Regions from separate parts of the Mus musculus genome. Here region 1 is linked to region 2. The links are chromatin loops, found by intact Hi-C in ENCODE. Cell type or tissue: left cerebral cortex. All regions are shown on one strand. Links, peaks and the distances in the headings refer to the core of each region. The heading gives the core; the rest is flanking DNA.

Region 1 (10,986 bases), core at 1,689-9,688, 50 kb after region 2:
CACCCACATGGTGGTTCACAACCATCTATAACTCCAGTTCTAGGGGATCCAACAACTTCTTCTGAATCCATGGACACCAGGCATGCAGGTGATGCACAGACATACACCACACATGCAGGCAGGTGATACACAGACATACATCACACATGCAGGCAGGTGATACACAGACATACATCATACATGCAGATAGGTGATACACAGACATACATATATGCATGCAGGTGATACACAGATATACATCATACATGCAGGCAGGTGATACACAGACATACATACATGAATGCAGGTGATACACAGATATACATCATACATGCAGGCAGATGATACACAGACATACATCACACATGCAGGCCAAACACCATCCACATAAAAAAATAAGTATTTTTAAAGGCCAACATTTTTAAAAAGTCACAGAGCTATCATTCAAAATCAGAGAACCAACCTCCCTCCCCCTCCACATCCCTTGCTGCCTGGAGTTGGCCCTGCTCCTTGCCACCTGTAGCACTCAGGAAGGCTAGCCAGGTCAGTATTGGAGACCCTGCCCTGGTGGTATGGGTGCAGGAGAGCTGGCAGGCCGACCGACTCAGCTACCCCCAAGGCCCAGATCCAGGAATTCGAGCTTGCCCACCCATCCCAACATCTACACAATCCATGAACTCTGGGAGCACATGAAGTGGCTGATCCTGCAGATCCAAAGCTGCAGCATCTCCATGACACAGGGCAAGGACAGGACACCAGAGGAGTCCAGGTGAGGACCCAATGACGGAGAGCAGAAGCCAGAGGCCTCAAACCAGAGTAATGACTCATTGCAACGAACATTTACAGTGTTCGCTGGCAAAGACGTGTGGACAAAGGGTATACTGCGCAACACGCTACAATCTCCACAAGTTTTTGTTTTTCTTTTGTGGGGTTGCAAAAAAGAAAAAAAAAAAAGAAAAATCAGGGGGAGGGGAGGCTGGAGAGATGGTTCAGTGGTTAAGATGGCTGCTCTTCCAAAAGACCTAGGTTCAATTCCCAGCACCCACATGGCAGCTCACAACTAGATTCCCAGTTCCAGGGAATCTGACACACACAGACATACATGCAGGCAAAACACCAGTGCACATTAAATACATACATAAATACAAAAGCTTTGAATTTAAAAAATCAGGGCCCCTATAAAGGATGCTTAAACAGGAAACATGTCATTAGGGCTCTGCTTCCCCACCCCATAGCAACATGACCTGTGGTCACAACCAGCAGATCCTGAGGTGGAGCGTGGGGGTGGGTGTGAGAGGCACAGTCAGGGAAGGAGACCTCAGGAGGAGAGAACAGACTCTCGGGAGACAGGCTTCAATAAGACAGCTTGTTTAATTGGGAGAACATAGGCTATTATTAAACCTTTAGGGAGTGTGCAGGGGTCTTCAGGGAGAATGCACGTCATTGGCTGGGGCCGGGATGTTGCGGCTGCCTCAAGCACAGAGAGGAATTTCAGATATTGCTGGATGTAACCTTATAAGGAGATGAAGCCCATTGTGGTTGCTGGGCTCCGTAACCTCCTCTGAGGGGCAGAGGGTGGGAGCAATCTTACTCCTACTCATCTCGGGTCTGGACACACCCGGACCCCACTCTTGTTCCAGGCCGGCACCCTATGGCTCCATGGATTCCTGCCACACCCCCAGCCCCACAGGGCCAGGGGGAAGTAGCCTGGAGATGCTCTGGTCACCCCATCATTTGGGAAGCTGGAGAGGTTCAAAGCCAGCCACCTGCAACCCAACATGATGGCCACAGTAGGTACATCTCAGAAGAAAAAACAGATGATTCAAACTCACAAAGGCCCTGGGAACAGAATTACTCACAATCAGAGGCACTACGTTTGTGAAATTTTTAACCCAGATGACTCAAGCGGAGCAAAGGACAGGAGCTCAGCTTCCTTCTTCCCACCCTGCAGACAGACGTTAGCTGCCTGCAGGGAAGTATACTGTGCTCCTGCCTCCAGGGCTTCAGTCCTGTTTGGCCAGGATGCCCTCTGCCAATAGACAAACTTGTCCAGGACTGAACCGGTGGCCACACTGTCACTGATGACCCAGGGGCCGACAGATCTGAAAGCTAGCAGCATAGCATGCACTGCCGGGCTCCTCCCTTCTGGATTCCTCAGGCAAGCTCAAAAATGACCAACCCAGGTCACCAGTATGAAGAGACCAAAACCTGAACACAGAAAGCCCAGAAACCTGCACAGACCCTGACTAGCACCAGGGTCATCTAGCACAACTCCCTAGGCAGGACCAATCCCTCCTGAAATGCCTGCCCCCCCCCCCCCGCCTGTGTACCCTACGGGGCCCTGCTGGCCCAGCATTCTGCCCAACACCCAGAACACACCTCTCCGTCAAGGCCCCAGGAGTACACCCTGTAGGTTGCTATGTCATCCTAACACTTGGAAGCCATACAAAATCCTGTCCCAACCAGGCATGGTGGTGCATGCCTTTAAAATCATTTAACCTCATAAATATGAGGCAGGCAATCTCTGAGTTTCAGGCCAGCCTGGTCTAGAGAGTGAGTTTCAAGATAGCTAGGAAACTCTATCTCAAAAAATAAATAAATAAATAACATTCCAAACAAGGGCTTTGCTCAGAGTCTGGTCTGTGGAAAGCGAGTACCTAAGGCTTGGAGCACAAAGCAAAGGGTAACTTCAAAACTGCTGAACACACCTCGAGAAGCTGGCTACACCAGCCAGGCCCCTGAAGCATGTGTGCACATGTGACTGACAGCAGAGCAGGGTCTGTCAGGAACTTAGCATGGGCACCAGCACACTGCAAGTCCAGGACGGCCATGCCAGTCCTGGGAATTCTGCAAAACTCACAAGAGCCTCACCCACCTGTACTCGTCATTTCAGGGGCACCAGAGCAGCGTACCTCCCATGTATGAGCACACGGTGTGTCCAGTGTCCCCTTCTCCTAAGACAACATTGGATCCCTTACTTTATAAATTACACGGTCTCGACTACGCATGTCGTGACCGACCTAAAGGGAAGGACCCTCGGGAAAATTCCATCCAGGACAACCACAGGCACCAGACCCACTCCAGCTGACAGAAGCCATCTAGGAAAGCCTATGGCAAGCAGCTGAGTTTCCTGAAGATGGTCCACCATTTTTGCATGGCTGCAATGGGTGCACTCTGAGAGGCAGGATTCTCAGAGACTTCATTCCAGAATCGCTTCCCGCTGCTGGTATGCATTCCTGCCACTGTTAGAAGCTCATGTAGCAATGCTGTATAGAGGAACTGATAATTTCCTAATTCCTTATCATGATTTTATAGAACTCCTAAACTGATACAAGTAAGCTACAGTGCCCATCCTTTGTGAGGAGGGACTAATACAGAACACGCCCAAGTCTGGTCATCGTGTACTGGAGGACCCTGAGTCGATCACAGGATCTCTATCTCCTCCCGCCCTGCTAGCTACTGGAAACTCATGACTCAGTGAGGAGGATGGCCCAACACAGCCTCCCTAAACATCTGAGTTCCATTCCCTTAGCTCGACTGTGAGGTGAAAGGGAACAAGACACAGGACAGGAGGACGTGGAACCCTCAAGGTAAGGATCCGGCTCAGGAGCTAAAACTCCTGCTATACAAGCACAAGGAACCACCTGAAAGGTGAGTGTAGATAGGGAGGGAGCCAGGGTCCCCACAGCAAGCTAGCCCAGTCAGTGTACTCTGGGTTTTACTGAGAGACCCTGCCTCAATGAATAAGGCAGAAGAGTGGCCAAGGGCTATCCTTGACACCAACTGACCTCAGCCTTACACACATACACACACACACACACACACACACACACACGGTGGAAAAATAAAACACACAAGAAAGCAGAATGAGAACACACATAACCACAAGGGATTGCTAGCCAAACACACAAGCAACTTTAACCACTGAAACTAACAAAAAGATTACAGGGGTGAAGGACTAGATGCCTCTCCAGAAAGACAGATGATGAAGGTATCATGTTCAGTCTCTCCTACCAACCGTCCACAACACAGATGACTGCAGTGATCCCAAATGTGTGGGTTCACATGCTAGGTATTCCCCATTCTGCAGAGAGTGTCAAATCCCACAGATGGGGAGGGGGGGTCTCACTCACAAATCACACAGCCCAGCTACAAGTCAGAGTTCCCTTGACCCCTCTTCAGGCTTCACCAATTTGCTAGACCAGCTCACGAAACTCAGAGCAAAAATCTTGCCCACTGGTTTATTACAGAACATGTTTTCCAAGGCTATAGATACAGGTTAGAGAGATGTGTTGGGGGTTAAGCACACTTGTGGCTCTTTCAGAGGATCCAGGTTCAGTTCCCAGCATGCATGTGGCTGCTCACACCATCTATAAGTCAGTTCCAGAGAATGTGACTGCCTCTTCTGGCCTCCTCAGGCAACCTCGTTCACATGGTGCATATACATACACTCAGAACACACACACACACACACACACATAAAATCTTTAATGGCTACAGATTAAGAGGGTGGAGAGATAGCTCAGTGGTCAAGAGCACACTCACATAGTGGCTCACATGGAGTCCTTGACTCCAGTGTCAGGGAATCAATGCCCCTTCTGGACTCAAAAGCACTGCATACGTGTGATGCACTTACATACATGCAAGCGAAACTCTCACATAACAAATAGTTTTTTTTAAATGGTTTAAAGGCTACAGATAGCAGGACAGATGAAGAGAACTTTGCAGACAGGTCATTGAGTGTGGGGACATCCATCCCCAGTTAGTAGTCCCCAATCCCTCTTCCAGTACACAGAAAAGTCCTTCTAAACCTTTCTGCATCCAGTCCTTTGGAGAACTGTGTGCAGACTTCATTATACAGGCATGAGTAAAATATGGAAAGTATGTTGGGGCTGGAGATGGCTCAGTGGATAAGAGCACTGGATACTACTATAGAGGGCCTGGGTTCTGTTCCCAGGACCCACGTGGCAGATAACTAATGTCTGTAACTCCAATTCCAGAGCATCCAGCGCTCTCTTCTGGACTCTGCTGGCAATGAAAGCACACAGTGCACAGATACACACGCAGGAAAAACACCCCCCATACATAAACAGAAACCTGAATGTGCAAGAACGGTATGGCCTGTTTAGATTGCTCTGTAGTGTTCCTTGTTCCCACGGACAGAACAGAAGGGGGCTCCCTGTAGCCGGGGATCAGCCGCTCCGGAGCCAGGCACCTGTGAGGATGCTGGGCCGGGGCTGCTCCTCTGTCGCGAAGCGTGGCTTGGGACCTCCCACCCTCCAGAGCTGGTTGCAACCTCGCGATCTGTGAGAAGCTCGGAGGCACCTGGAGGAAGAGAGCTTGCAGCATGGACCGCGCAAGGCCCCGCGCTCGGCCGCTCCCCGCCCCCGGCAGCTACTTACAAACGAGGACAGGGACGGCAGGAGGATGCGCAGCAAGTTACACCCGAACACGAAGCTCAACACCAGCAGCCACGCCCAGCGGTCCGTCTCGGACGCGCTCATGCTGGATCCCAGGCACCTGCACCGCTACGACAGCGCCATGGTGACCGCGCCTCCGCGCTCGCCTACGCCTGCGCACTGCAGCCCTGCTCCGCTACGGCAGCGCCTGGGAGCAGCGTCGTCAACTGCGCCTGCGCACTGCAGTCCTGTTCCGCTATGGCAGCACCAGGGAGACGGCGTCGTCAACTGCGCCTGCGCCGGCGCGCCACGGCTAGGGCTACACGTCGGGCCGCGGTGCACGCACGCTACACCTCCTCTAGGGGGCAGCATGGGATGTTACTTAGCAGCCATTTTCGCCTTTCGCCTTCCCGGCTTCCGTAGCCGGGTGATAGCCCACTTCGGGAGGCTAAACAGGTTTTGGCAAACTGTGATTGCTTGTAGTAACCGAAAACTATTTACGTTCTTACTGAGTTAACTAACGCACTTTTATTCTTTTTTATGTATATGAATTTTTTTTAAAGATTTATTTATTTATTGTAAGTACACTGTAGCTGTCCTCAGACACTCCAGAAGAGGGAGTCAGATCTCATTACTGATGGTTGTGAGCCACCATGTGGTTGCTGGGATTTGAACTCCTGACCTTCGGAAGAGCAGTCGGGTGCTCTTACCCACTGAGCCATCTCACCAGCCCTCTCACTTTTATTCTTAAATAAATTTATTTTAGGATAAGCCTCTGCATGAATAGAAAGTTACTTTATCATAGATGGTAACTGAAACTGTTTCCTAAACCGTTGTCGCATGTAAAATGGTTCGACTACATTTTAAAACTAAGCACTAATAAACACGAACAATGTAGAAAATCGTCACCCTAAAAGATAAGTTTATTCATCAAAAGACATCACATAGTGACTGGTAGAGACTTGCCAAGCATGTGGGAAGTCTTAGGTACCAGCCATGCTCAGCACGCACAAAGAAAAAGTTTACAGTGAGCTTTTAATAAAATTATCTAAATTTAGGCAATGATGAGTATTCATAACAAAAGAACCGCGGCTCACTTGTATATGGGGAATAAAGTGGAAGATAGTTGGCTGTCTTTTCTGCCACGTTAGTCAGAGAACGGGTTACTTCTAGAAACACTGCCTGTGTTTCTACCAGCAGCGGTGGGATGAATTATCTCAACGAAAGGGCACGCTGACTAGGAGACTGCCACTCCATAACCTTCCCTTCCAACTGGACTGTAGACAGACTGCCAGGTGCTCTCTCTCCACGCTGAGGTTTTAGATAGATTAAGGAAGAGCAGCCTCGTGAGAAATTATGGCAGTGTGTCTAAGTCTCCCTCCCCACAAACCCACCTTGACACATACACACACACACACACACACACACACACACACACACACACACACCTGCTTGCTCTTCAATCCCAAATCTCTGCTTTTTAGAATGAAAAGGAAATTATCAACCAAGGTCCCCACTGTACAGGAGGACCACTCTGTTCTTGGTGAGGCGAGATACTAAAAAAATTTCTGGTGAATAGCCTATAACATACATGCAGCTGGGGTGGTGTGATGGTTTGTATGTGCTCAGCCCAGAGAGTGCCACTATTAGAAGATGGGCCCCTGTTGGAGTAAGTGTGTCACTGTGGGTGTGGGCTTTAAGACCCTCATCCTAGCTGCCTGGAAGCCAGTATTCTGCTAGCAGTCTTCAGATGAAGATGTAGAACTCTCAGCTCCATCTGCATTATGCCTGCCTGGAGGCTTCCATACTCCCTCCTTGATGATAGTGTCCTGAAACTCTGGACCTGTAAACCAGCCCCAGTTAAATGTTGTCCTTATAAGAGTTGCCTTGGTCATCGTGTTTGTTCACAGCAGTAAAACCTAACAAGACAGGTGTCTAGGAGAAGCTCTTCCTGGCTCTCAGGGGCATCTCAGTTTGACAGCTCCTAATTCCTGTTGAGCACTCTCAAAAACAGTTCTCAGCTGAAGACTGAGTTCTAACATGTATAAAGAAAGTGTGAAGGGCTGGTGAGAGATGGCTCAGCAGTTAAGAGCACTGACTGTTCTTCTGAAGGACCTGAGTTCAAATTCCAGCAACCACATGGTGGCTCACAGCCATCCATAATGAGATCTGATGCCCTCTTCTGGGGTGTCTGAAGACAGCTATAGTGTACTTACATATAATAAATAAATAAACAAACAAATCTAAAAAAAAGGAAAGTGTGAAAATATCAATCAAGATCTGGTACAAATTCTGGCACATAAAGTTCATAATGAGCTCTTATTTGTGTTTTGATTCTGCTATTGTGACAGGGTGTGACAGTTCTGAGGTTCCTCCATCTTGTGGTCTTGCTGAGGCTAGTGGTGGCGCACGCCTTTAATCCCAGCACTCAGGAGGAGTAGGCGGATTTCTGAGTTCGAGGCCAGCCTGGTCTACAGAGTGAGTTCTAGGACAGCCAGGGCTACACAGAGAAACCCTGTCTCAAAAAAAAGAAAGAAAGAAAGAAAGAAAGAAAGAAAGAAAGAAAGAAAGAAAGAAAGAAAGAAAAAGAAAAGAAAAGAAAAAACGAAAAGAAAAAATTTCATCTCCTTGATGGAGAATGCCATGGAAAATTACCCAGCCCTACTCTAAGGACCCAAGGTCAAGATATCCCAGATTATCTTCTCTTAAACTCTCTGCCTGTACAAACCTTCTTTCCTGCACAGCAAAAGATGCCTGGATGTGGTTTCTGCTTTCTATAACCCTGTGCTCTGGACACTTAGTGCTACCCTCGGGTCTCAAATACCTGACTGTAGTCCCAGCTGACTGGAATAAAGACTTTCAGTTGACTAGAAACTGTCTGAGTGGTCATCTCTGCTGGGCTCCACATAACAGTCATCAATAACCATACGTTTAGTGGATTGGGATTTAGTAAATTTGTTATCTTATAGTCCTAGAGTTTCAAAATGTGAAGTGCATCTCACTGGGTTAAAAATAGACCATCTTCCTTCTGGAATCCCTCAGGCAAAGACCAACATTTGAGGCCAGCAATCTGACCTCATGGCTCTCTTCTGTTTTCAAGGTCCGCATCACAACCCTCTGCTTGGACTTGGAGTCAAACATCCTTCCCACCTCCCAACTCCCTCTTTCACTTTTGGAAGCCTATGATTACACCGGGTCCATGCAGACAACCAAAGATAATCTCCTGGGCTAGAAACCTGCAACCAGGCAGACTACAGGCGGCATATGCCTACATAACACCAGCACTCAGGCAGATTATCCTTGGGGTGCACAAAGACTTGAGAGACCCTCTGTGATTGACATATCTTACTAACTGCAAGACAGAATAATAAGATAATGAACCCAAAGTCCCCAGTCCCCAGTTTCTTCCTACTGCTTAAGTAAATAAATATGAGTATTGCAAATGATTACCACCAGACAGAAGACTGTGAAGAGACACGGGCTTAGATAGCCATCCATGTCCTCATTCTAAGTTGGATGAGGTGGCTGGGAATGTGCGTGGTATGTATTAGCAAGCGACAGAAAATAAAAGAGGGGGCTGGAGAGATGGCTCAGCGGTTAAGAGCACTGACTGCTCTTCCAGAGGTCCTGAGCTCAATTCCCAGCAACCACATGGTGGCTCACAACCACTTGTAATGAGATCTGATGCCCTCTTCTGGTGTGGCTGAAGTCAGCTACAGTGTACTTATGTATAATAATAAATAAATCTTTGGGCCGGAGCGAGCAGGGCCAACCGGAGCGAGCAGAGGTGCTAAAAATTCAATTCCCAACAACCATATGAAGGCTCACAACCATCTGAACAGCTACAGTGTACTCACATACATAAAATAAATAAATCTAGAAGAAGAAGGAGAAGGAGGAGGAAGAGGAGGAGGAGGAGGAGAGGAGAAGGAGGAGGAGAGGAGAAGGAGGAGGAGGAGGAAGAGGAGGAGGAGGAGGAGGAGGAGGAGGAGAAGAAGAAGAAGAAGAAGAAGAAGAAGAAGAAGAAGAAGAAGAAGAAGAAGAAGAAGAAGAAGAAGAAGAAGAAGAAGAAGAAGAAGAACCAGCCCCACTTTTTCATGTGTTCGAATGCATAATCAGGGAGTGGCACTGTTTCAGAAGGATTAGGAGGTGTGGCCTTATTGGAGGAAGTACGTCGCTGGAGGTGGGCTTTGAAGTTTCATAAGCCAAGCCATGTCCACTGTTTCTGTCTTCCTCTTGCTTGCATTCCAAATGTAAAACTCTCAGCTACTGCTCCAATACTGTGTCCATCTTGTCACCTAAAAAAACCAAGATGCCACCAAAGTCCACACTGGTGAACCATGGATTTTATTGGGGTTACTTACAGAAATGTGGGTGATGGGTTACTTAGAGGAGCAGAAAGGACTCAAAGACACCAAAGCCCAGTCCAGCAAGGGTGACAGCTGCTTAAGGAGCTTCTCTGCAGGATGGAAGGTTTCAGTCTCTGAGGAATCTGTTACACAACCGATCAGTATGGACCTAGTTTGGTAGTTTTTCCTTTTTTCATAAAGGAGGTTAAGTAACTCAAATGTAGAACTTGGGCATGTAAGGTCTAACAAAGGTTTCCTTTTCTTTCTTTCTCTTGTTGTTTTGTTTTGTTTTGTTTTGTTTTGTTTTGTTTTGTTTTGTTTTTGATACAGAGTCTCATGTTTTGTAGCCATGGCTGTCCTAGAACTCACTATGTAAACCAAGATGGCCTCCCAGCCTCACAGAGATCTGCCTGCCTCTGCCTCCCAAGTGCTAAACTTTAAGACACATGCTAACAAAAGGTTTTCATACTGTTCAGATTCCTCAGATGGAAAAAAAAATACATTTGACAAGACGAATCAATGTGTCAGTTAGGAAATTCCAAGCAAAGGGCTGGGGAGATGCATCTTTTGGGAGAGTTCTTGTCCCGCAAGCATAAGGATCTAAGTATGATCCTCAGTGCCATGTCAAACACCTGCTGTGGTGGTGTCCATTCGTAATCTTAGTGCTGAGAAAGCAGAAACAGGGTGTGATGGTTTGTATATGCTTGGCCCAGGGACTGGCACTATTAGAAGGTGTGGCCCTGTTGGAATAGGTGTTGTCACTGTGGGTGTGGGCTTTAAGACCCTCACCCTAGTGGCCTGGAAGCCAGTGTTCTCCTAGCAGCCTTCAGATGAAGATGTAGAATTCTCAGCTCCTCCTGCACCATGCCTGCCTGGATACTGCCATGCTCTGGCCTTGATAAAAATGGACTGAACCTCTGAACCTCTGAACCTGTAAAGTAGCCCCAATTAAATGTTGTCCTTATAAGAGTTGTCTTGGTCATGGCGTCTGTTCACAGCAGTAAAACCCTAAGACACAGGGTTTCTGGGGCTCCTTGGCCAACAAGCCTGGCTGAATCATTGAGTCCAGACCCCAGTGAGTAAGACATCCAACCTCAACCTCTGTCCTTGAGAAGCCTGCACACACATGTGAATGTGCATACACAAGCACAAATAATTAAGAGATGTTTAAAATTCAAGATTAAGAGCTGCAGAGATGGCTCAGCAGTTAAGAGCACTGACTACTGCTCTTCCTGGGGTCCTGAGTTCAATTCCCAGCA
Region 2 (10,986 bases), core at 1,424-9,423:
TGTGAAGACTGAAACAGCCGCACTGGCCACTTAAATGAAGCGCGGCTTCCTGATTTAAAGTTTTCTAGAGGGTTATTTAAAAACCCAACGAACTGTCACAGGATGGAGATTCCTCTGTGAGTGGCCTGTTTCCTGCTTTCTCCTTCCACCAGCTGTTGGGTGCTGTAAAACTTCACTGACACTTCAGAGCTGGTGGCTGCCGATGACTGTATCTAGAAATAATCTCCCTATTTTAAAGGCTTTGGGAGATGGGGATGTTTATAACAAGCTCTAAAGCATCTTATTTATACAGGTGATTTGAACTGCATTTAAAAAAAATCAGAGTACAAAACTAGTAAAAAAAAAAAAAAAAAAAAAAAGCCCAAATGTTAGCAGCCCAGACTCTGCTGATGGGTTTCAAAGCAAGGTCAAGGACCCATGAGGTGGCTCACTGGATAACGGCCTGCAAGCCCGAACACCTTCCTGAGTTTCATCCCTAGAACTTCATAGTGAAAGGAAAAAAAGCAAATCACACATACACACTCAGACACACAGACACACATATGTGTGCACACATATACACACAACACACACACAGAGACACACATGCACACATATATACCCTAGAACTTTATGGCGGAAGGAAAAAAATACACAAACACACTCACACACAGAGACAGACACACATAAACACACATGTGTGCACACATATGCACACAATAAAAAAACATGCACACTCATACAGAGACACATGCACACACATATACACATAAATATGCACATACATACATGCACACACACAAATACACACATACACAATCACATGCACACACATATATACACATGAATACACAAAGACACACACATGCACACAAATACAATACACACACATACACTCAGACACATGCACACACATACATATGTATACACACAGTAAAAACACAGGCATACTAATACACACAGCCACATGCACACACACACACACACACACACACATATATATATATACATACATACATATACATGAATACACATATGCACACGCACGAATATACACACACATGTTCACACACACAAATACAGACATACACACAAATACACAAAGACATACAGACACACCCATGTACATATATACACACACATACACTCAGACACACATGCACACACATATATACATATGGCGGAAGGAAAAAAATACACAAACACACTCACACACAGAGACAGACACACATAAACACACATAGCGTAGGCTGTGGGCTGTTTCTTCTTTCTTGTTGGTTCTTCTTGAGGCAGCAGAGGGGGAAGAGCATAGGTGGAGGGTAAGACTTTGTCTTATGAGTTTCTGGGGTAAGGCTTTGTCTTACAAAAAATTAAAGGTTGCTGTATAATAAAAAGTTTACTTATCTAAGTCTGAGTTACAGTTGTAGCTGACCTGCCTCTGATCCTCTGAGGCCAGAAACTTCCGTCTCTAGCACATAGAACCTCATCCTAAAACAGCAGGTGATTAAGTAAAGGATTAATTGCTGGAGCCTTCTCCCTATTGTCCAGATGCCTCTTGCTTGTCAGACTAGGGGGATGTTTGGAGCAATAAACTTCTATTGAACCAGGAGAAGAGAATAACACTCTCAGAAGGAAAAACTTTTACATAAGCAAATATGTATAATCTCACATAAATTCATATTCAGCTTCATTCATGTTCATTTATTCATTTTCATTCAAACCCAGCTGGGCCCAGCTTACATACATTCTCACAATCACATATACCTACACACACACACACATACACACATACACACATCCATACTTAAATATGAATATGGAGCAAACGACCAAGCACCGGTGCAGAAAGAACTCACTCATTCTGGATGAAAACTGTACTCCAATCTTTATTACATAGAGAAAGAAAAAAACTTCTACCTTTTTAATGCTAAATGAATTAAACCCATGTGTGTAAGAAAAAAAAAAGCTTTATTTCTTTTAATAAGACTAAACCTGTCTTGTCCTTACAATGGGGTCAGAACAGATCCCATGGTAAGGAGAAGCCTGCTTGCTCCTTCTGCTCTCTGCAACATCTTCTTTCCCTCTGCATTCTGCACATTGCTCTCTTAGTATTTTATGTTACCTATAATTTCTAAGTTACTCCACTCTGCATTCTCCTTCTAATCTAAAAAAATGTTCTGTCTAAAAACTTCTCCTCAGCTCAGTTCTTCTCACCTCCGTTCCTCTCACCCCAGTCCCTCAGTTCTGACTCTTCTCTTTGTCCTCAGCTCTTAAACATCTTTCAGAACACATGATCACATGTTACAAAGTTCATCACAAGTTCACACACAAAAAAAATCAAATCATAAATTGAAATAGAAGTTTACAACGGCAAATGTCTACATGCATATCCATTAGGAGTAATTATCTGGCTAAACATCCATCACCTGTCTCAGCTCCACAGGTTCACTGAGAGTTAAAAACCATAACTAAGTTATTAGTGAAGTTTTGTATAGATAAACTCAGTCAGTATTTTATCTTCTGTCCTAGAACCTATAATAAATCGTTAGTTGTCTTTTAATGACCTTTGGTTAATTGTTTTACAACCTCTTGGAATGTGCTCTGAGTAGGAGAAAGTCTGGTTACCATGGATTGACTGGTGACACTTGGGAGACTGGCAGAGTTCTCACTGAAGCTTTGACTATCAGAAGAGGACTTAATAGCAGTTCCATTATAAAAGAGCTTAATAATCACAGATATAATTTTAGGAATTCTTATAGGATCACATTAAGTCATGTATTTGTCTACATAGCATCACTAAAAGATAGTACATCTTCATGGATCTACTGAGATCTACTTCAAAAGGGGGTGTGCTTCTACTTAGTGGTTGTTATATATATTTAATAATGACAGGAAAAGCATATTAATAGCAGGAATCTTTCCTAAAATGAGTCCCTCACAGCCTTGCTTAATGAGAGCCCACCTGTCGCAGATTATATAATAATCCGAGGCAGGCCACTTCAGGATGATCACCTGCTAGTTATTAGCTTGTCCCATTATGGCTCCTGACATACATGTATACCCATGAATACACACACAGGCACGCACATACTGAGAAATCAGATCACAGGCATTAGGGGCGAAGGCCGTGAGCATTTACTTCCTTCTGGTACCAGACCCTCTCCTACCCTGTTATTCATCACAGAGGAGAGAGGCTGGTGCTCTGGAGCAGCATGAGACCTCTTTGACTCCGGTACCTGCTCTTTTCACCAGTGTCTCAGAGATCCTGAGCCTGGTCCCTGTCCCCAGGTAGGTGTCATGATGAGAAAGGACACTCCCTAGAATATATCTCAAAGTCAACTAATTCACAAGTCAAAATTTAACTTTGGGCAGCATAAATCCATAGAAACAAACATAAATAATTTAGAAGGCAGATTGACAACATGATCGTTTAGAGAGACATTATCAGTAATTTCTCCCCTGGGGCCCATGACTTCTCTAAGCACACACTGAACTCGTTCCTGTGGAGCATGTGTCAAATCCCATCAGGAGGACCAGGTCACCTCATAAACAGTCTTGCCACTACTGCCACTGAGCCCATCTTGCCTGGCATACCCATACTGTAGCATCATGGACCACTGGCATCTTTTTCCCCAGCAGCGTCCTGCACACACCTTCCAGAACTATGAAAGCTAGCCAGAAGCAGAGTGCCCAGTCTTCTGGTCAGTCCAATATTGATTCCTATGTACGAAGTGTAAGATATCTTCAGCAAGAATGTGAGTCTTACCAATGACTTCTGGAACTCAGCAAGAGCAGTAGCAGTAGCCTGTTTTGTCTGGGGAGATTCTTGGGTCTCTGACCAATAAGTCATAGGCAGGTAACCTGTGTCTAGCACTGAGGTTTTATTTATATATATTTATCACAAATGTAATGCAGAGCTTTTATGAGAAATATTTATTTTATGTATATGAGTACACTGTCTTCAGACACACCAGAAGAAGGCATCACACCCCAGTACAGATGGTTGTAAGCTACCATGTGGTTGCTAGTAATTGAACTCAGGACCTCTGGAAGAACAGTCAGTGCTCCTAACCGCGGAGACATCTCTCCAGCCCCTGGCACTAAGGTTTTAATAACCCAGGTCTTCAAAGTGCAGCACTGGTCATTAATGTGGAGAACTTCTGTTCAAACTCCTTTAAAGATTATATTTTTAATCAGCTTATTAATGAATGGGGTTTCAGAAGACTACTTCACACATCCTTGGTTTAGATTAATAATTCCATACCCTCCTTCTCTCCACCCTCCTGTCCCTACCTCTTCCCTTCCCATTAGTTGCCAGTGGTCACCCCATCCTTTAATATCATATAACAGCTTCTTATAGTGTGTACTGGCTAAATCAGAGACACATCACTGTTAAAAGTGTGGGAAATGAGCAAATGGGGGTGCTCCAACATAGTCAGGACATTTATATCAGCCATCTTGCCAAGACTCAGGGAACGTGAGTGAAGAGGAAGGAGAGAATATATCAAGGAGGATGGCTGTAAAAGGCTTTGGGAGACCAGACTGTGGGAAAGCAGACCTGAACAGCTCCCACCCTGAGAATCAATTGACCCTTTGTTGGGAGCTGAGCCACCCCCTCCTTCACACAAGGCTGATCATGAGAACCAACTGACCCTGGTCTTGGCCAGACACCTGGGGCTGTTTGGGCGGAACCAGCATCCAAAGATAAGCCACAAGATGTTTCAAGCCTGCACCCAGCATCTGCCCCAGATGTCCGTCCCTCTCTCTGTGCTTTGATCATTCCCCCTCAGCCCCTCCCTATTTTCTCTCACTGTGTGCTTATAATCAGGCTCCCAGCCTCCATTAAAGTAGACCTTGATAAGCCTTTGCTTGGTCTCGCTCCCTTTTCTCGCCTGTTTCTCTTTCAGGCTTGGTCCCCCTCAATCTCCCAAATAACTAGGTCCCGTGGGTCCTGCAGGTCGGGATAAAAGACCGTCTCTAAATATGACGATTGTTACAACTGTAGTTCCCCACATAAAACCTGTACAAGACTGAGTCCGTTACAATTCCCTGCATGCAGGGCGGCTGGGCTCCCTGGGTACTTGGCACAAACCATCCTTTGATCTGGACGGCCCCAACTCAGAGTGGGGACGTTGGCCTGGTTCTCTTCACATGACACAAATGGAGGTCTACAGTGCTGCCTTCACTTTTCCAGACAGGGTTTTTCTATGTAGCCCTGGCTGTCCTGGAACTCACTCCGTAGACCAGGTTGGCCTCAAACTCAGAAATCTGGCTGTTCTGCTCTGCCAAGACTAGGTAGTCAAGGCAACCTCAAATAGTCCTTGAACATCCACATAACCGCATAAGCAGGTTACAGAAGCCAAAAAGCAATTACTCGTAACATAGCAAGTATATCGTCACGGCTGGACATTTCTGGGTTGGAAGGTCACTGAGTCAGTATTGCTGATAACTTATCTTCCAGGAAAGAGACAAAAAGCTAGTGAATACCAAGATGGACAGATGCCTAGCATAAAATGGAGTTTCTTCAGCCATCACAATAGCAAAAGAAAAGTAATTAACACAGCGGTACACAGGCCTGTGGTTACAACATTTTGAGAGGTAGGAAAAGGAGATCAAGAATTCAAGTTCCTGGAGGGGGGGGTGATAAAAATAATCAAGATACATCACATACAAATACAGAATCATCAGCTTACATAAAAATATTCTGGTTTTGTTGTTAGGTGTTCTAGTTTGTTTGTTTTGAGACAGGATTTCCTTGTGTAACCGTGGCTATCCTCGAACTTTTTTAGTCCAGGCTGGCCTTGAACTCAGAGATCTGCCTGCCTCTGCCTCTGCCTCCAGTGCTAGGGTTAAAGGTGCATATCACAAAGCCCAGCAAAAGATAAAAATATTAAATAATAATAATAAAGTAGTAACTGTGCATCGAGGAGCAGTTCAAAGCTAGCCCGGTCTGTGAGGCCAAGGCTAGCCCGGTCTGTGAGGTCAGGTGAGCTAGAGCTACATAGTAAGAGCCTGTCTCAAAATAAATAGGTGCTGGAGAGATGATGGCTTGGTGGCTGAGAGTACTTGCTGCTCTTGCAGACGACCTAGATGCAAATCCCAGGACCTTCTTGACGGCTAAGAACTGTCTTTAACTCCAGTTCCAGTGCCTTCTTCTGGCCTTCTCAGTCACTGCATACATGGTATACACATACACACACACACATGCAAATAAAACACCTATACACATAAAATAAAAAGAAATCTTCAAAAAATAAAAAAACACATTTTAATTAAAAATTTAAAGGTCATAAAGATCATACAATGCTTCCTTCATTTTTCCAGACAGGGTTTCTCTGTGTAGCCCTGGCTGTCCTGGAACTCACTCTGTAGACCAAGCTGGCCTCGAACTCAGAAATCCACCTGCCTCTGCCTCCAGTGCTAGGGCTAAAGGCACATATCACATATTACATAACAATTGTGAGGCCAAACTGGACTATAAGAGATCCTGTCTCAAAAAAACATAGTACTTAAGAGAGTTAATAGAAATCTGTCTCTGTATACTCTAAAAACAAAAGATAACTTATGGTAGGGTTTACCTTTAATCCCAGCACTCAGGAGACAGAGACAGGCTGATTTCTATGAGTTCAAGGCTAGCTTGGTCTATGTATGGAGTGAGACACTGACTGTAAAAAATATAGAAAAGTATTCAGCAACCTGAAGGAACTATTTATAACATATATCACAGGGTTTTGATACATCAAAAGTTCTTCCAAATCAAGTTTTACAAAGATTTATACCAAGTTTAAAAGTGAGCTAAAAGGCCAGGCTCACCCTGGTAGACCAAGCCACGTGAGAGGCTGGGGTAAGCGGATCACTTAACCCCTTAAATTAGAAGCCAGCATGGACCATGTGGTGGAAATTAAAAATCAAAATCCTAAGGTACTGGGTTCCACCTCTAGTGCTGCCAAAACAAAAGGTAAGCGGGGAAGAGAAATTACAAAATAAGAGAAATGGACCCAGGAAACTGAAATCCCACAGAAGAAAGCCACACCGGTGTTAGAGATCCTAAAATCTGATTAGCTTAGTAGATTACATAATTGTGGCTAAATGGAAAGTGACAGGTTTGAAGCCAAATTACCTTGGCCTATCTTTAGTCTCCTTAATGGACTGGCCACTGTATGGGCCCGTGATTGATATAACATTTACAGGACCGTCAGGTAAATTCTTTTGCAAGCACCGACAGACCCTCACTTCCACCCACCTGAAGCACTTGGGGCCTGTAGATTTTCCTGTTTTGCTGTAACCCGCTTGGTATCTGACGGCACAGCTTACATACTTTACAAGTAGCTTGATTTGTGACTTATTTGTTCTGCGACTATTAAAACTTTACAAAACGTTTACCACGTTGGAACATGATATTTGAGGTAAGATAAATCTGTGTTCCAGGCCACGGTCATTCATATTTAGTTCCAGGATAAACTCTTCCTGTGAGAGCCCTGGTTTTGGGAGGTTTGTTTGTTTGTTTGTTTGTTTGTTTTGCATGACACTAATAAAGCTATTATAGCTTCTTACCCTTCTTAGCAACAAAGAATTTACAATTAAAAATGCCAGTTTTAACAATCAAACTCAAAAATAACAGCTATAATTCTACCACCTGAGTGTCTTAGCCTGTTGTTGGCTTGGAAATACTGTACACCAAACACAGTTTTTGTGCTCGCATTTAGTTTTTGCAAGAAGCACCACCATGTATAAAACCAAGTTAACAGGGACACTCTGTCCCCAGTCCTCTCCCTTCCTGGCACTGCGGCAAAAAGCAGGGTCAGCTATAAATTCCTTCAGCCGCCTGGGTTCCAGCTTCTCTGCGATCTAGACCTCCCAGGCGCCCTTGGCCCAAGTACGCATGCGCGCAACTGGTGCCCCGCCCCGAACCCTGCCATTCCGCCGGCTTTTCCACAGTGCCAAGTACTACGCGTGCGCACACCCGAACTAGCCATCCCAGGAGGCCCCGCGTGGTTTCCATGGCGACGCCCGCGCTTCCTTAAGTCCAGGGTGGAGGCAGCTGCGGGAGCAGCGCGGAGCAGGTAACGGCCTTGGCGCCGCCGCCGCCCCCAGCAGTGGTGGTCTCATCAGCCCGCGTCCGCCTCCCCGGAGCCGCTGGACAGGCCCCTTCCGAGGCCCGGCGCCGCGGGTTCTCTCCGTCCGCTCTATCCTCCGACCTGGCCTTGCCTCGGCGGAGCTGGTAACGTAGCCCCCCGGCGCCTCCCTGCCCGGGAGCAGCGCACACCCATCCGGGAGGATGCGCCGCCGGTGGGATCGCTGATCAGTGTCCCCCTCCACCTCCAAAGTGCAGAGAGCGAGAACGGGTCCCAAGCCTCGGTGCTTCGGAACCCCGAAGCATTCGCTACCCGGCTGGTGCTTTTCCTTCCAACCCTGGCACGCCCCGCGGGGCGTCTGCATCCTTCTGAAACGCTTCACTTGTTTTCCACCCACAGCTCGGCTGTGGGGCTCTTTGTCAACCCACCTCACTATGAGTGCTTTAAGATTTTGTTGTTTTCTTGACAACAGTTAACTCGTTTCGGGCCAGCCTTTTTTGGCGGAGTGTGACACCGGACTTGTTTTCTGTCTGCACAAATCACATAGATGGAGTCATCCCGTTCCAAAGGCTCAATGCCCACGTAAATGCCGCTGAGCCCATAATGTGTATATCAGCCCCGGCCCTTCTCCGAACACCATACGGTGAACTCAGCAGCCTGACCCTGTCTACCAGATGCCTAAGGCGTTTTCCATGCCAGCTTGTCCAAGGTGTCTGATAACCCCGCAGCCAGGCTCCTCTAAGATGCATACATAATCCATCCAGTTGCTGAAAACTTCATTCTTCTTCCACTCATCCGCACTTTTGTATCTAGTTTGACTTTACCAGCACATCCTTACAAAATACACCCAGAATAGATTCAACGGTACCATTTCTCCCAAATGGCAGTCAGTGCCTGGATTATTCCAGAAATGCCTTGCATTTCCCTGATAATATCCTTTCTCTACTTGAGCATGGTCGGTTTTTACTAATAAGATTTTATGGCCGGGCAGTGGTGGCGCACGCCTTTATGAAAACTTTAGTAAGAAATAAACACTGGAAAAAATAGTCAGGGGAGCTAGAGATGATGACCTGTCAACTTCCTCTGAATTACAGTCTAATGCTTTACAGTCACTTAGTAGAGGCAGAAAGAAAGCAAACAGGCACAACTTGCCCCAGCCCCCAAGGCAAGACTTTGCAATATCCAGAGACTGGAAACTAAGTAATGTATGAAATTGATAAATGATCAAAACCCACAAAAGTAACTAACCATCCAAAGGTTGGGCTTGACTCTTTCATGTTGCAACTCTTAAAGGCGTGTGTGTGCGTGTGTGTGTGTGTGTGTGTGTGTGTCTGTCTGTCTGTCTGTCTGTCTGTGTATGTCTGTGTGTGTGTCTGCCTGTCTGTCTGACCAACTAACTCAGAAAAGAAAAATGTGTGTTTCACTGGTGCTTTTTTTTTTTAATCATTTTTGAGACAGCATCTCAATATATAATTCTGACTGGTCTGAAATTTTCTGTGTAGACAAGGCTGGCCCCAAGCCTGGAGACACCCCCACCCCCACACACCCACATCCACTTCCAGAGTGCTGGGATTAAAGGTGTTCTTCACTATGCCTAGCTCGCTTGTAAATTTTAGAGTTGGGCTTTAGAACTCGTTGAGAAATCATCTAATTTCTTGTTTTAGGCAGCTGAGGCCAAATAGCTGATTATATTGACAAAGCTGGAGTGTAAATCCAGATACCTTGCCAAAGTCTCACTTTTATTTTTCTTCTGCCTCTCAATCCATGTTAATTCTTTTCCTCTCTAAACAGTGTTTCACTGCGTAGCCCTGGCTGTCCTAGAAATCACTCTGTAGAGCAGACTAGCCTCAAATTCAGAGATCTGCCTGCCTCTGCCTTCAGAGTGCTGAGATTGCAGGCGTGGAATGCCCAGCCATCAGTGTTAATACTTAATTTCCCTTTGTCAGGATTTAGAGGGATCAAACTTTTGAATCAAAACTTTGGTAAGTATTAGACTGCTTTCTTTGAAATCCTGGGCTCTTGGCCCCTCACCTGTACAGTGCAGTGTGCATGAACCAAGGGAAGAACTTTACTGGCTGTGTGCTTTTTCCAGCAGATGCTCTGCCCTCTGCCTTACTTACTAAAGGGCTCTAAGAACTCTTTATAAATCTCCCTGTCTGTAGCATGCCACTTACACTCTTGTTTGTTATACAGAAGTTTTTGTTTAAATACCATCAGTTTTGTCCACTGTCTCCTTCACCAGCCTGGGCTCTGTGCCTCTCCAAATCTTGTGTTTTCATGTAAGATACTTTTCTTTTTTTTTTCCATTTTTTATTAGGTATTTAGCTCATTTATATTTCCAATGCTATACCAAAAGTCCCCCATATCCACCCACCCCCACTCCCCTGCCCACCCACTCCCCCTTTTTGGCCCTGGTGTTCCCCTGTACTGGGGCATATAAAGTTTGCAAGTCCAATGGGCCTCTCTTTCCAGTGATGGCCGATTAGGCCATCTTTTGATATATATGCAGCTAGAGTCAAGAGCTCCGGGGTACTGGTTAGTTCATAATGTTGTTCCACCTATAGGGTTGCAGATCCCTTTAGCTCCTTGGCTACTTTCTCTAGCTCCTCCATTGGGAGCAAGATACTTTTCTTAACATGTGCATCTCAAAGCCATCTGATAGCGTTTTAGAGTAAGGAATGCAGTAAGGATCCGCTTTGGACTTGCAGATGACCACTCTGCTCCATGGGGGTCTTCTTGTCCCTGCATCCACCCTTATTCTGTCCTGGGCTTCTGTGTGGACCTGTGCCTCTATTCCATTCTGCTGCTACTAGGGCAGTGAGCCCCCCACAGCTTTGCCTCAGTGTGTCTGATGGGTGTGTCCTGTGGGCGTGGCCCTTGACCTGGTGTTTTTCAGTCTCCATCTTCTTCTATACTTGTTGTCTGTACTTTT

What was found. Peaks named below come from ENCODE experiments on the same cell type or tissue, not always from the same donor. Only the 100,000 strongest peaks of a DNase experiment are listed, where the experiment ranks them.
Region 1: it touches region 2 in a loop (9-fold over the local background); 8 of 42 quality-filtered maps call a loop at or near these places.

Annotation. Positions count from the first base shown.
Region 1 is chr16:96,139,974-96,150,959 of GRCm38, reverse strand. Get1 (guided entry of tail-anchored proteins factor 1) reads right to left here and starts at 5,560. Exons shown (of 5, transcript NM_207301.3): 1 at 5,382-5,560. The coding sequence starts at 5,483. In left cerebral cortex, for the core only: a CTCF peak has its summit at 5,736 (motif pointing right); DNase peaks (open chromatin) are centred at 4,986 and 5,666; H3K4me3 peaks cover 1,852 bases; H3K27ac peaks cover 500 bases.
Region 2 is chr16:96,189,244-96,200,229 of GRCm38, reverse strand. It overlaps Lca5l (Leber congenital amaurosis 5-like), which reads left to right and starts at 7,973. Exons shown (of 11, transcript NM_001001492.2): 1 at 7,973-8,042. In left cerebral cortex, for the core only: no CTCF peak of the experiment used is centred there; DNase peaks (open chromatin) are centred at 7,914, 8,419 and 8,559; H3K4me3 peaks cover 1,561 bases; H3K27ac peaks cover 1,429 bases.